Regions from separate parts of the Mus musculus genome. Here region 1 is linked to region 2. The links are chromatin loops, found by intact Hi-C in ENCODE. Cell type or tissue: heart. All regions are shown on one strand. Each heading gives the region's core, and the rest is flanking DNA. Links, peaks and the distances in the headings are about the cores only.

Region 1 (5,630 bases), core at 1,209-3,708, 72 kb before region 2:
TAGGGCTCCAAAAATAAAGGCATCCGAGCTGTGAGACGAGAACCCTTGAGAAGAGAAAAGGCCCTTCCTTCTAGGGCTAATTGCTTGCTCTGAGCTGAAGTACAGCAGCTGCTGGGAGACCAGACACAGGGAGGTCCCTAGGGAGGAATGCAAACCCAACCCCCGGGACACCTGCTCTCTGGCAGAGAGGAAACCCGCTAGGGGCTGGCTGTCGGCTGTAAAGGCAAAGGCATTCTAATGTCACTACTTAGAGATGAGGGAGCCCCAGCACTGGATTGGGCAGGATGAGGGGCACCGGTCCTAGAACTTGTGGAGGAACATGAGCGACTGTGTGCCAAGAATCCCCAGGGGGTACTGCTGGACACTTCTTTCGTTTTGTTTGTTTGTTTCTTTTTTGAGACAGTGTTTCTCTGTGTAGCCCTGGCTGTCCTGGAACTCACTCTGTAGACCAGGCTGGCCTGGAACTCAGAAATCCGCCTGCCTCTGCCTCCCAAGTGCTGGGGTTAAAGGCGTGGGCCACCACTGCCTGGCTTGGACCTTCTTTTGTTTGCTTGTTTGTGTGTTAAGTCCATCTCCCCCTCATCCCCCACCAGCCTTCTCACCACAGCTCAGAGGAAGACTACCAAAGCAGATAAAGAACCCGGAGCCCAGGGAGCTAAAGGGATAAGCCAAGGTTCAGTTGTACAACTGTAGCCTAGACGGGACTTGATCCACTTGATCTAAATGGATAGGCACCCAACATGACACCAGGGTGGGCTGCTCATCTCTGCCAGGATTTTCGGTGTGAGGGGAGCCAAGAAGGGAGAGCAAATAGGTAAAATTACTGTCCAGCAAAATAGGGGTGATGATGTTTTTGGAATCATTCTTTGTTCTTCTTTCTCTCTTCTAATTCTTCCTGGGCCTGCCTGTTTTCATCTGAGATTGGCATAAAAATGGACACAAGGCCCCCACACATAGACTCCATTCCCATCTCCAACTGTATTGGCAAATCACCCCTACCTGTGAGATGCTGATAACAATTCTGAACCCTTAAGGCAGAGCAAGAATTCACGGAGGAAGTGGGTGCAATGTACCAACAGCCTAAGTGATGCTGAGTGAATTGGCCATAGACCCAGGCCACTCCACCTGAGACGAAATGTGGATCTTGCCCTCGTCCCGCCAGGGGCTTGAACCCTTCATGAAAGAGGGCAGAGGAATATAATCTAGCAATGAGAAAGAATCTTAGCTCTAATAGTGAGCGAATGAAGTCAGAGGCTTGAGTTCAATTTTGGCGTGACTTCACTGATATGAAATTCGAAACCAAATCAAGTGCTCCTAGGAGGTTAGCCGTTGAGGCGGTGGTTCCTTTCGTGGGGCAGGTAGGGGCTGTGAAGTGGAGAAATGGGGCTGTCTGTGGTAGCGTCCCTTCCTGGTTTGAGTGGGTTGTATCGGTACAGTCCGGTGTGGAACTCCATGGAACGCTTTGCGAATGCAGGAGAGCAGTTGAACTAGCTTCCTGTGTGGAAGGCGTGGTTCCCAAGGAGGCGTGGCTTAAAGACCGGGTTTTGAGAGGGAACAGGCTCATGAGAACTCTGTCTATACCAGCGGAGTAAGTCACTGATGGTTTAGAGCTGGAGGACAAGTCTCCCGAGGTATATCCTGTAAGAGTCTGTCCATTTCCTCTGTCCCTGCTTTCTGGCTGACCGGTGGCAAGCAGTTCTTCCTCTGTCTACTCTGCCATGGCGTTACTCCTGCATCAAGTCTAACAGCCACAGAGCCAATCACCCACGGAACGAAACTTCGGAAACCTTGATTTAAAATAAATCTTTCCTATTTTACAAAACAAATTCGTCTTAGCTTATATGTATGCGTGTTTGGTGTGCACATATGTGCAGTACACACGGAGGTCAGAAAAGGGCATTGTACACATCCCTCCGACCCAGAACTGGAGTAACAGGCAGTTGTGAGCCTCCATGTGGGTGCTGGGAATTGAACCTGGGTCCTCTACAAGAGCAGCAATATGCTCTTAATCCCTGAGCCACCCCTGCAGCTTTTTCTTCCTTTTTGAGCTGATCTTTGGTGTTTTGTGACAGCGATAGAAGCTGACTAACATAGTCATATTTCAAGATTTTTTTCTGAAAAATAATCTAAAAAACAAGGATTAAATAACTCCATCTATGGTTTGATCTTAGCTTGGGACGGGACGGGACGGGACGGGGTGGGGGGGGGGGGTGTTTCAGCTTTGTGGCTATTCACGTCTTAAACAGCAGGGGGCAGTAGGTAGGCCTTCCACACACCAGGCTGTTCGCCACCCTCTGCTTTCGCCTCTCCTTTCCTGAGTACTTCTCCCCTGGGGGTCCATATGCTCCCTTGCAAGCTCCCATGGCCCTATCACATACCTTCATTTATCTCTGCAGTTCTCACGTGGGTTATGATCGATATCCTGCTAGTTCCCCAGCATCAGGACCAGTGACAGATCCATTTCTATGTCCCCATGTTGAATTTGCTATGTAGGCCAAGATAGCCTTGAATTCAGAGATCTGCCTGCCTTAGCCTCCTGAGTGTTGGATTAAGGGTGTGTGCGACTAGATCCAGTTTAGAAAACCATTATTATTTTAGGCTCCTATTTGCCTTACCAGGGAGTCCATTATTTAATTCAGGTAGAGCCTTCTTTGCTGTCCTGTGATACACTTTCTAGAAATTTCTATTTTCCAGGATAAATGACCCTAATTTACATATTTATACCCTCTGTCTGTCTGTCTGTCTGTCTGTCTGTTGGTCTGTGTGTGTGTGTGTGTGTGTGTGTGTGTGTGTGTGTGTGTTTGTGAAGCACAAATGGCTTCATAGCCCCTCTCTTGATCCATCACCTCCATCCTTACCACACTTAGTTCATAAGAACAACTTCTGGAGGCCAAGGTGGTGATTGGTCAGGGGGAGGGGCAGAGTCTTTTTCCTTAAACCTCATTCCCTGGGGACACCAGATCCTCTCATTACACAGAGAGCAGGATATTGGAGGTGGGGGTAGGAAGCTCTTATTCCTTTCAGCAGAGATATGCAAATGAGAACTGGCTGACAGCACTTAGGAATTTCTGTTGGGACCCTAGACTCACTGCCTCCAGACGCAGTGGAAGAGAACTGACCTCAGCGGAGGCCTTAGGGTGCACTGGCCCTTTAAGAGCACAGTCTCATAGACTGCAAAGACTGTTCTCGCCTGGTCTTCCTACCTTTTAGGACGCCCTACATTAAACACGCAAATGAAGAGCTGCTTCCACATCGTGACTATGAGGAACCCATTGCTATGTGAGGATATTGGATCCTTGCCTGAGACACTCTGGGAATTTAAGGTCACCTCTGGAGCCCCAGACACTGTCTGCAGGTCATGGTCCTTGTACAGGCTCAGTGAATATATGCTTTCACCAATTTCTCCATCTCGAATAGCGAGGAGGCTAATGAGACTACTCTGGCCATTGGCTGAGGTGAGACTCAATGGCTATGACTTCCAGGCTGAGGTGTTTAAGGGGAACAGGTGGGCTCTCTGCTCCTTCCCCTGCTGCATATGACGCGAAGCTAGTCTGCCTCCCAGAGTTGCCACTTGGAAGGAAACTCTCCTCGTTTCCCAGGTGATATCATGTGAAGGAGAAATGACCACTACTCTGTCAAACCACACACAACCAGCCTTTATTGGTCACCACAGTGCAATCTAGCCATCATCCACAAGTAGCCCCTCCTCTGTCACTGCCACAATACCATAGTAGGCTAGCATAACCCAGCACAGTGACCCCTCGGAGCCTGCAGCCCAAGAGAAGCAGACAAGAAGCAATGAGTGTTTAGAACAGAGAGGGTCGCTATTGTGACAGGAGGTGAATGGGGCCTGTGGATGTCCAAAGAAGGGTGACAAGGCAGAGGGAAGGGGAGAGCATAGACTTTCTACAGGAAGTGATATGTCAGCTGAGTTATAGTGGAAAAACAAGTGAATTTAGCAGCAACCAGCTGGTAGATATTGTTCAGTCAGCACAATATTAATATGTTTTTTGTTAATTTGATAATATTTAAGAACGAGTTTCTCGTAGACGTCTGGATTTGACATTTCACTTTAAAATGAATATAACAGAATGACTAAGACCCAACCAAAACAAAACTTGATTTCCTGGTTCTCAAGTGCCAGCTTTGAATATGACAATGTCAAGAGACTGGACATACCATTTGGATTTCCTCAGCCATGTGCTTCTTGGACCTTCAGCAGTGAGGTCAAGAGTCACTGGTTCAACTTCCTTATCTTCCCTAGAGCTCCAATCTAGAAGATTCTGGAAGTCTGAGGGGGTCAGGAGCCCATGCCCTGACCCCTGATTGGTATGGTAACCATGGTCCAAGCCAAACTGAGCACAAGGAGACCCCAGGGACCGTCCTCGAGAGTCAGGCAGAGAGAATCTCATTGTTGGGGCTTCCTTGGCTCTTCGGAAGGGACCACTACTAGCTTGGGCTTTCTGGAGTGCCTCCTTCTTTCCTTTGGTCTCAGCTCTTTCTCAGTGTGAAGTGCTGCCATGCTGCCGGGTCTAGCTTTCATGCTTTCTCTTGGCCAAGAGTACACAGCCAGGCCTACTGGGCTCCCCGGAGACTGTGACTCCCAAGCTCAGCTGTGACTGATGCATCCCACAGGAGGCCTCAAAGTTGCCGTCTCAGCTCCTCTTCCAGAGCATGGCTGTTTCTTTGACTTCTAATCTTGCTGGGCCTGGCAGCTAGTCTTCCCACTGAGCCCACGGGCATCTAACAGCTTCTGGGAACCCACTTTGTAGAGACCCGCACACCTTGCATCTGATGCTTATTATCAACATAGCTGAGTTTATACAAGACCCTTTGAGGGCTGATGTGAACCGTTTGGGGTCGTACCTCATTCTTCAGAATGCTAAGCTCGCTCAGGCTACCTCTTCCTGACCCCAGCTCCCTCTTAGGGGACCCCGCAGTCATTCTTTTTAAGATTAGCTTTGCTAGATACCAGCAGCCTGAGATCTGTTCCAGCCCTAACTTCTAGCTATGGTCCAGGCCCTACTGACTGTCAGCCAAGCTGCTCTCTTGGTCCTTAAACCTCTGGCTCAATCAGGAAACCGTAGGAACTCACCTCCCCAGCAATATTCCTCTTCCTCAAGAGTCTGCATGATTCCATCCAGGAGATGCCCCCAAAAGGTGGTAGTGTGATAGTGAGAGACATCCCTGCCTATGGGCTAGCCTGGGCTCTGAGCTAAGGAACTCCTACAGTGTCCCCACTCCTTCAGTGCTTCCTTAGTCAAGGGCTATCTTGATCTCTCTGACTCCTGTACATTTTGCTTATAGTGCTCCACAGTTTGTACCTATCAGGAAGATTTGTTTCACTGTATCATCTTTAATATAGATGCCTTTTAGAAAAGGAACACAGATTCATTTTAAGCAACAATCCAGTATGGACCCTTCTTGATTTACTATGGGGTCCTATCCTGATAAATTTATTGTAAATCGAGAATATTGGAAGTAGAATCACATTTAAACACCTTCTTTATGGAATGCCCCAGATTAGCACTGCAGATCATGGTGGAGGATTGTGTTTCTCTTTGTAACTGGGTGGCTGACTAGGACCTGGGCTCTCTGCCATTGTTGGGCAGTGCTGGAGACAGGTTCAC
Region 2 (5,630 bases), core at 1,776-4,275:
GGGAGAACCATCTCTCAAGCTCTCTCCACTAATGGTCTCCTAAGCTGACATCGGTGACGCCTGCGATTTACCTTTGACCTTATCTTCTATCAAAACATTTCCTCACATACGGGCCTCTGCTTCAGGGCCACCTCCTCCGGGCAGTCTGACTCATGACCCTTTGATACTTTGTCAGTCGTCCCCCCCCCACACACTTTTGTACATTTCCTATAGATGTGAACTACACTGGAATGTCAGTTGTGTGCTCCTTTGGTGTCTGGTGACCGGAAGCCAAATGCACAAGCCTGGTGTCAATTTGGCTTGAGACTTGCACAAAGCACGTGGCAAGTCAGATGAATGCATGGCCGACAACGGATGTGAGGGCCAGGGAGAAGCTCCTAAAGATCATTGTTGGGAATCCCTTTTGATGGCTGGCTTCTCCCAGTTCCTGCCACAGCTGCATTCAAAGCTCTGGCCTGGTGGATGGAAGAGGCGGTGCTGAGCCTTGCCCCTCCTCACTGTCTCCCACCGTCATACAAGTTAGAAACAGGGCCCTTGTCTTCAAGGGGAGCTGTCTGCAGTGATGGAGGCCTGACAGGATCCTAGTGAAGAGGTCTTTCATTGATCAGGATCGCAGGGCCCACAGACCGTCGTGTGAAGAAGGAGCCATGTTCTAGTGCTTTGAACACTTGGGATCCACGTATCCCCACATCTTGCATTACTATAATTAATGCAAACAGCATCCGGGAGTGAAAATGTTGCCATAACAACAAACCTAAATCACGTGGGACTGGCCCAGGGGATGGGCAGTGGGAGGAAAGGGCATGGAGATCCCAGGTAGGGAAGCTGGGACTCACACTGTGTGGTTGCAGAACAGTTAATGGCCTGTCTCTTAGAGTAGTTTGGAAGATGGGGGGCTATGCCCCTGGGGAGGTGTGAATCCCGAAAGCTCTTGGGTACCTCTTTGTGCTGTGCTGTGCTCTCTATAGTGTGCTAGTCTAAAAACATCCTGAACCCAGGGAAGGACTGTTCAAGATATGGGCAGAAAGGGAGGAACGTCATTAAAAAAAACAAAAACAAAAACAAAAAACCCTCTCTGGGCTAATTTTTTTTTTTAATTCGTCTGTGGGGATATCAGAGATTTCTATAGGGCTTGAATACCCATATATTCCCCAGGTCTAATTTCATAAAAGCTCTTTCTGTACCAACATATGATTTTGGTAAATACCACCTTTGGATATAAATAGAACTCTGGACCCACATGTTGGCTGAGTCTCCAGTGGCAGGATTGGGCTGCACTGAGTCACCTTCTCTCCAGATGTCTCATCCTGGAATCTGTGGCCTGGGTCTGCTGCCGGTGGAGAGCTGGACCCGAGGGACGCAGATTCCTCTGAGCTTTAACATCCACCACTTTCCCAGGACCACACAGCTAGTGAATGGGGGAATCAACTCCTGGGAAGCCAGCTCCCCTGGTTCTGGGAACTTGCCATTTAATGACCAGCAGTGCCTAGGGCCCCTGTTGCACCAGAGCCTGGCAATTAGAGAAAGTGTGTACATGTGTGAGTGTGCTCAGGATAGCTGAGTGTTGTCACCACGGAAGCTACATTCCTGTTCTTGGTAAGGGAAGCACTGCTGGCCAGAGAGCTGCCTGAGGGCACGTGAGCTTGTCCAGGAAAATCTTTACTGATGATACAGCTGGACTTGGAGACTCCCAGGGCTTGGCAGTGTTCACTCAGGAAATAGTTGTCAGCGCTGGGACTAGCAACAGCTGAGGCTCATATTTCTGCACAGAGGGCTCTGTCTCTCCCGATACCTCCCATGCATTCACTCAGTCTACTTGGTCTTCCACAAGCCTCTCATTGAACTCTGCTCATCCCCAAGAAAGGACACTGCCTGTTCCTTCCCCAGGCCCACCTTTCCATGTTTGGTGATACAGAGTCAGACTCAGGGACCAGAAAGCATGTGTGTGTGTGTGTGTGTGTGTGTGTGTGTGTGTTGGGGGCTTGATTCCCAGCGCAGACTCGCTGATTTAGCTTGTGACATGAACCTTGGCTGGCCCTGGGTTCCTCAGATCCTTTGCCCTACTCCCTGGAGGACCTATTCTTTCTTCATTATGAGTGGCATTCTCCAAGCTAGCCCGCCGAGGTTGCGTGTGAGCAGACACCAGACATTTAGATTCACGGCTGATCACAGATCGTCCATCACAGAGGCAAAGCGATTACCCTGAGAGAAGAAGCGCCCTGACCCCCTCCCTCCGACCCCAGGCTGCTTCAGACTTGCTGAATCCAACCCTCTAGGCTCCCCTTGTTTCCTCTCAGCTTCCTGATAGATTAACTTTACTCAAGTCAGTGTTCAGAGCTTGCAGTCAGCGTTTCCTGATGATGCAGACCGAAGCTGAGGCAGACAGTGGAACGGTCAGTATTTCTCAAAGCCTTCCTCTAAGCACCATAGCGCAGGACACACATAGACTGTGCTGGCCCCACAGTCCCGGGGCTGCTGAGAGGCGGCGGAGAGACGAAATGGTGCAGACCCCTCAGCCGGCACTCCACTCTTGTTAGGTGAGAAACCCCTAACGGCTAATTCAGTTGGCACTCAGAAGCCTTGCTCAACTATCCTCTCATCTCTCTTCAATATAAGATTGAGAAATGGCCTGGGTTGTCTTTTTCTGGTTGTAGCTCAGATCATTGTTAACAGTCAATTAATCAACACTTTTCCTAACAGAGCTTTGGGATTGGTGTTTCCCCCTCTCCCAAGCCGAAGTCAGATTAACGCGGCATCTTTTAGAAATTGAACAGTGATTTAGCCCATTACTAACTTGTGTTTGGCAGATGAATGTCTCCAAGAAACTCTTAAGGACATTAAAAACAATCTTACACACACGTTAGGGAAGCCATGACTCCAGGTGGAAAGAATTTACTTAAAACTCCCACAGCGTAGATAGGATGACTTGATGCTGCCTCTGCCTGTCTCCTTAGCCTTGGTCTCCTTCTGTCTAACCTAGTAGCTAAGACTCTGTAACCCTCACCTGGGGTGGTTCTGCCTTGTTTAGGTGGTGCCAGCTCTAGCCAAATGGGTATTATGGTCCTGCTCTGCCCCCTGGTGGATGCTCATGCCCTGATGCTCTGGGTGCTGGCAGTTTGGCTGGGACTTTCAAGCTGGTAGCCGTGGGTGTGTTGGAGCCTAGCCTAGTGGCATGGCTTCTAGTTTCTGGAGAAATGACTGTTTCAGCATGCCGAGACACACTGTAGCTGTTGCAGGTCTTGTTTACTCACGGTATATACACTTGTTACTAATTAATTTACAACTGTCAACTGAGACACCTGAATTTTCCCTGCTGAAATGATGAAGGATGGGCACAGCCTTTGCTCCAGCCTCAAAGGATGATTAGACCCACAGATAGATGTCCACAGTCCTGGGCATGATGGGAGCCCTAGATAAATGGGAAAATGCTGTAGTTTGGATATAGAAGGTCCCCATGTTTAAAGGCTTGGTCCCCCAGTCCATGGCACTATGGACAGACAGTCCCTAATCCTGTTATCAGGTGAGCCCAGGCCTTTCCTTGGCCCTGAATCTCTACAAGGCAACAAGACTGGCAGCTCAAGAAGATCTCTTAAGGGGCAGAGCCTCCTGAGAGGAGTTGCTGGTTGGAGCTATAGTTGGGTAGGAAGGTCTGCTGACTCTAGACCCCCTTAGCTGACCCTCGTGTGCCCTGCTTATTTATGAACACCTCCTCTGGGTTGTCTGTGAGCTGAGCTTGGGGGTATCCAAGGGCGAGGTTGGGTATCCTGGACCAGATGAGCCATTCGATCCCAGTCCCCAAGGCAGTTGGAGGGGCCATTCTGACAGGGTTCCAACAATGACAACACACAGTGTCCACAGGGAAGGACAGGGTAAGAAATACCCAGGTATGGGTATTGACATTGAAGAACTTGGTGCTCATAATTCCTGGCTCTCAGTGGCCCAGTAATGGGCTAGGTGGTACAAGACAACGGAAGAGGCCCCCCTCATGGGTGGAAACTCCTTATGGGGGTAGGAAGAAATCTGGCTTTGCTTTACTAGTCTGGCCCCTGGGGCACAGGCTAGGCCCCCATTCTCTCAGGATGGGGTTTCCACCCTGTCTGAGCCCCCTAGGAGGGAGCGGGCGGGTACTCAGAGGCGGAAGGGAGGAAATGCTTCTCTGGCCCAGCCTCATAATTAGACCCTTCAATTGCAATTACTTTTGCAATTAGCTCAGCTGGTAATTGGAACTGGAGGTGGTAATTTCTGTCCTTCACGGAAGCTCCCTTTGAATTGGGCTTTACTTATCTGTCCAGGATGCTGGGTAGTGCTCTGGGGAGCACTCAACTCTTGGGAGCAGCTCAGAGAGCACAGCCTTGGGCTTGGCACAGTAGGAGGTACGGGGATTCTTCTGAGTCCTCGAAGATGGGACCTGAGGTGTGGTGAACAGGAGCCTCACAGGCTTCTTAGCAAAGGGCGATTCTGAGCTTAAGTTTTGTAGAGCTTGGAAAAGCAACATCCTAACCACCCCCATAACCGGAAGTCATGAGCTGAGCCAGTGCAGGTAGGCAGGCTCTCCAACAGCCCATACTTCTGGTGTTTGTGTCCTGGTATAACTAGCTCTCTGAGTGCAGGATGGTGTGGTGATCCTTGCTTTGGATCATTTGAACATGACAAAGGTTTCTATGATATTTGTCACCAGGGTTTATGTGTCAGAAGGTTTAATCTCCAAGATCATGGGTCAACGGTATTTGGAGGCTGGGAACTTGGGGGGCAAACATGGTTGAGTGAAACAGGAGGGTGGGCAGGAGGGTGGGTAGGAGGGTGGGCAGGAGAATGGGCAAGAGGGTAGGCAGGAGGGTGGGCAGGAAGGTGGGCAGGAGGGTGGAGAAGAAGGTGGGCAGGAGGGTGGACAGGAAGGTAGGCAGGAGAGTGGACAGGAAGGTGGGCAGGAGGGTGGGCAGAAGGGTGGACAGGAAGTTGGGCAGGAGAGTGGATAGGAGGGTGGGCAAGAGGATGGGCAGGAAGATGGGTAGGAGGGCGGACAGGAGGGTAGGCCTCTCTGTCCTTATTACAGCTTTCTGAGGAGAGATGGGCTGAGCTGAGAGACTTGCTCGCTCTTGTTGTGTGATACCCTCTATTAAGGTCCTTCCTGCTCTCTAGTGTCCTGCTCTCCCACTCCCCACTCTCTCTGGTACCTTGAGCAAATACCCTCACAGTCTCCATGAATCACCTAGGTGTGTGTTGACTGAGACAAAGGCTATAGAGAAGAAAAGACCTCTCTGCCATTTTATTTTATTCCCAGGAACATGGAAAACCCTTCTGTGTCTCTAGTTAATAGAACCATAAAGATTTCTGCTTTCTGAGCAAGCAGTCCTGCAGATTCTTGCCACAGGCTCCTTTAATTCAGTACAGACATAGTCTGTTTGGAGGGGGCGGTAGCTGCTGCAGCCCGAGCTCCTGACACACTGGCTGCAGGCTGGTTTCATGGACACCGTCCTGGGTTTGGTGACTTTGTTAAATGGGGCTTACATAACGCAGGAAAACATGTTTACTGGCTTCTTACTTGCTGCTGAGCAGCAGGTGGAGAGATGTACAGGACAAGGCATGGGGACATGGACTTGGAGCGTTGGGTGTGCCTCTCCATGGGGGTC

Evidence for each region. A loop is a pair of places that touch in the nucleus more often than their neighbours do. Peaks named below come from ENCODE experiments on the same cell type or tissue, not always from the same donor. Only the 100,000 strongest peaks of a DNase experiment are listed, where the experiment ranks them.
Region 1: it touches region 2 in a loop (6-fold over the local background); 16 of 42 quality-filtered maps call a loop at or near these places.

Annotation. Positions count from the first base shown.
Region 1 is chr13:54,317,065-54,322,694 of GRCm38, reverse strand. The region is part of intron 2 of LOC115488208 (a long non-coding RNA gene); the gene reads left to right. It also overlaps a transcript of Cplx2 not described here. Among named protein-coding and RNA genes, the nearest start is that of Gm52068, 14 kb to the left of the region's middle. In heart, for the core only: CTCF peaks have their summits at 2,081 and 2,282 (motif pointing right); no DNase peak of the experiment used is centred there.
Region 2 is chr13:54,245,201-54,250,830 of GRCm38, reverse strand. No RefSeq gene overlaps it. Among named protein-coding and RNA genes, the nearest start is that of Gm16578, 25 kb to the right of the region's middle. In heart, for the core only: a CTCF peak has its summit at 3,077 (motif pointing left); a DNase peak (open chromatin) is centred at 3,090; H3K27ac peaks cover 573 bases; H3K27me3 peaks cover 923 bases.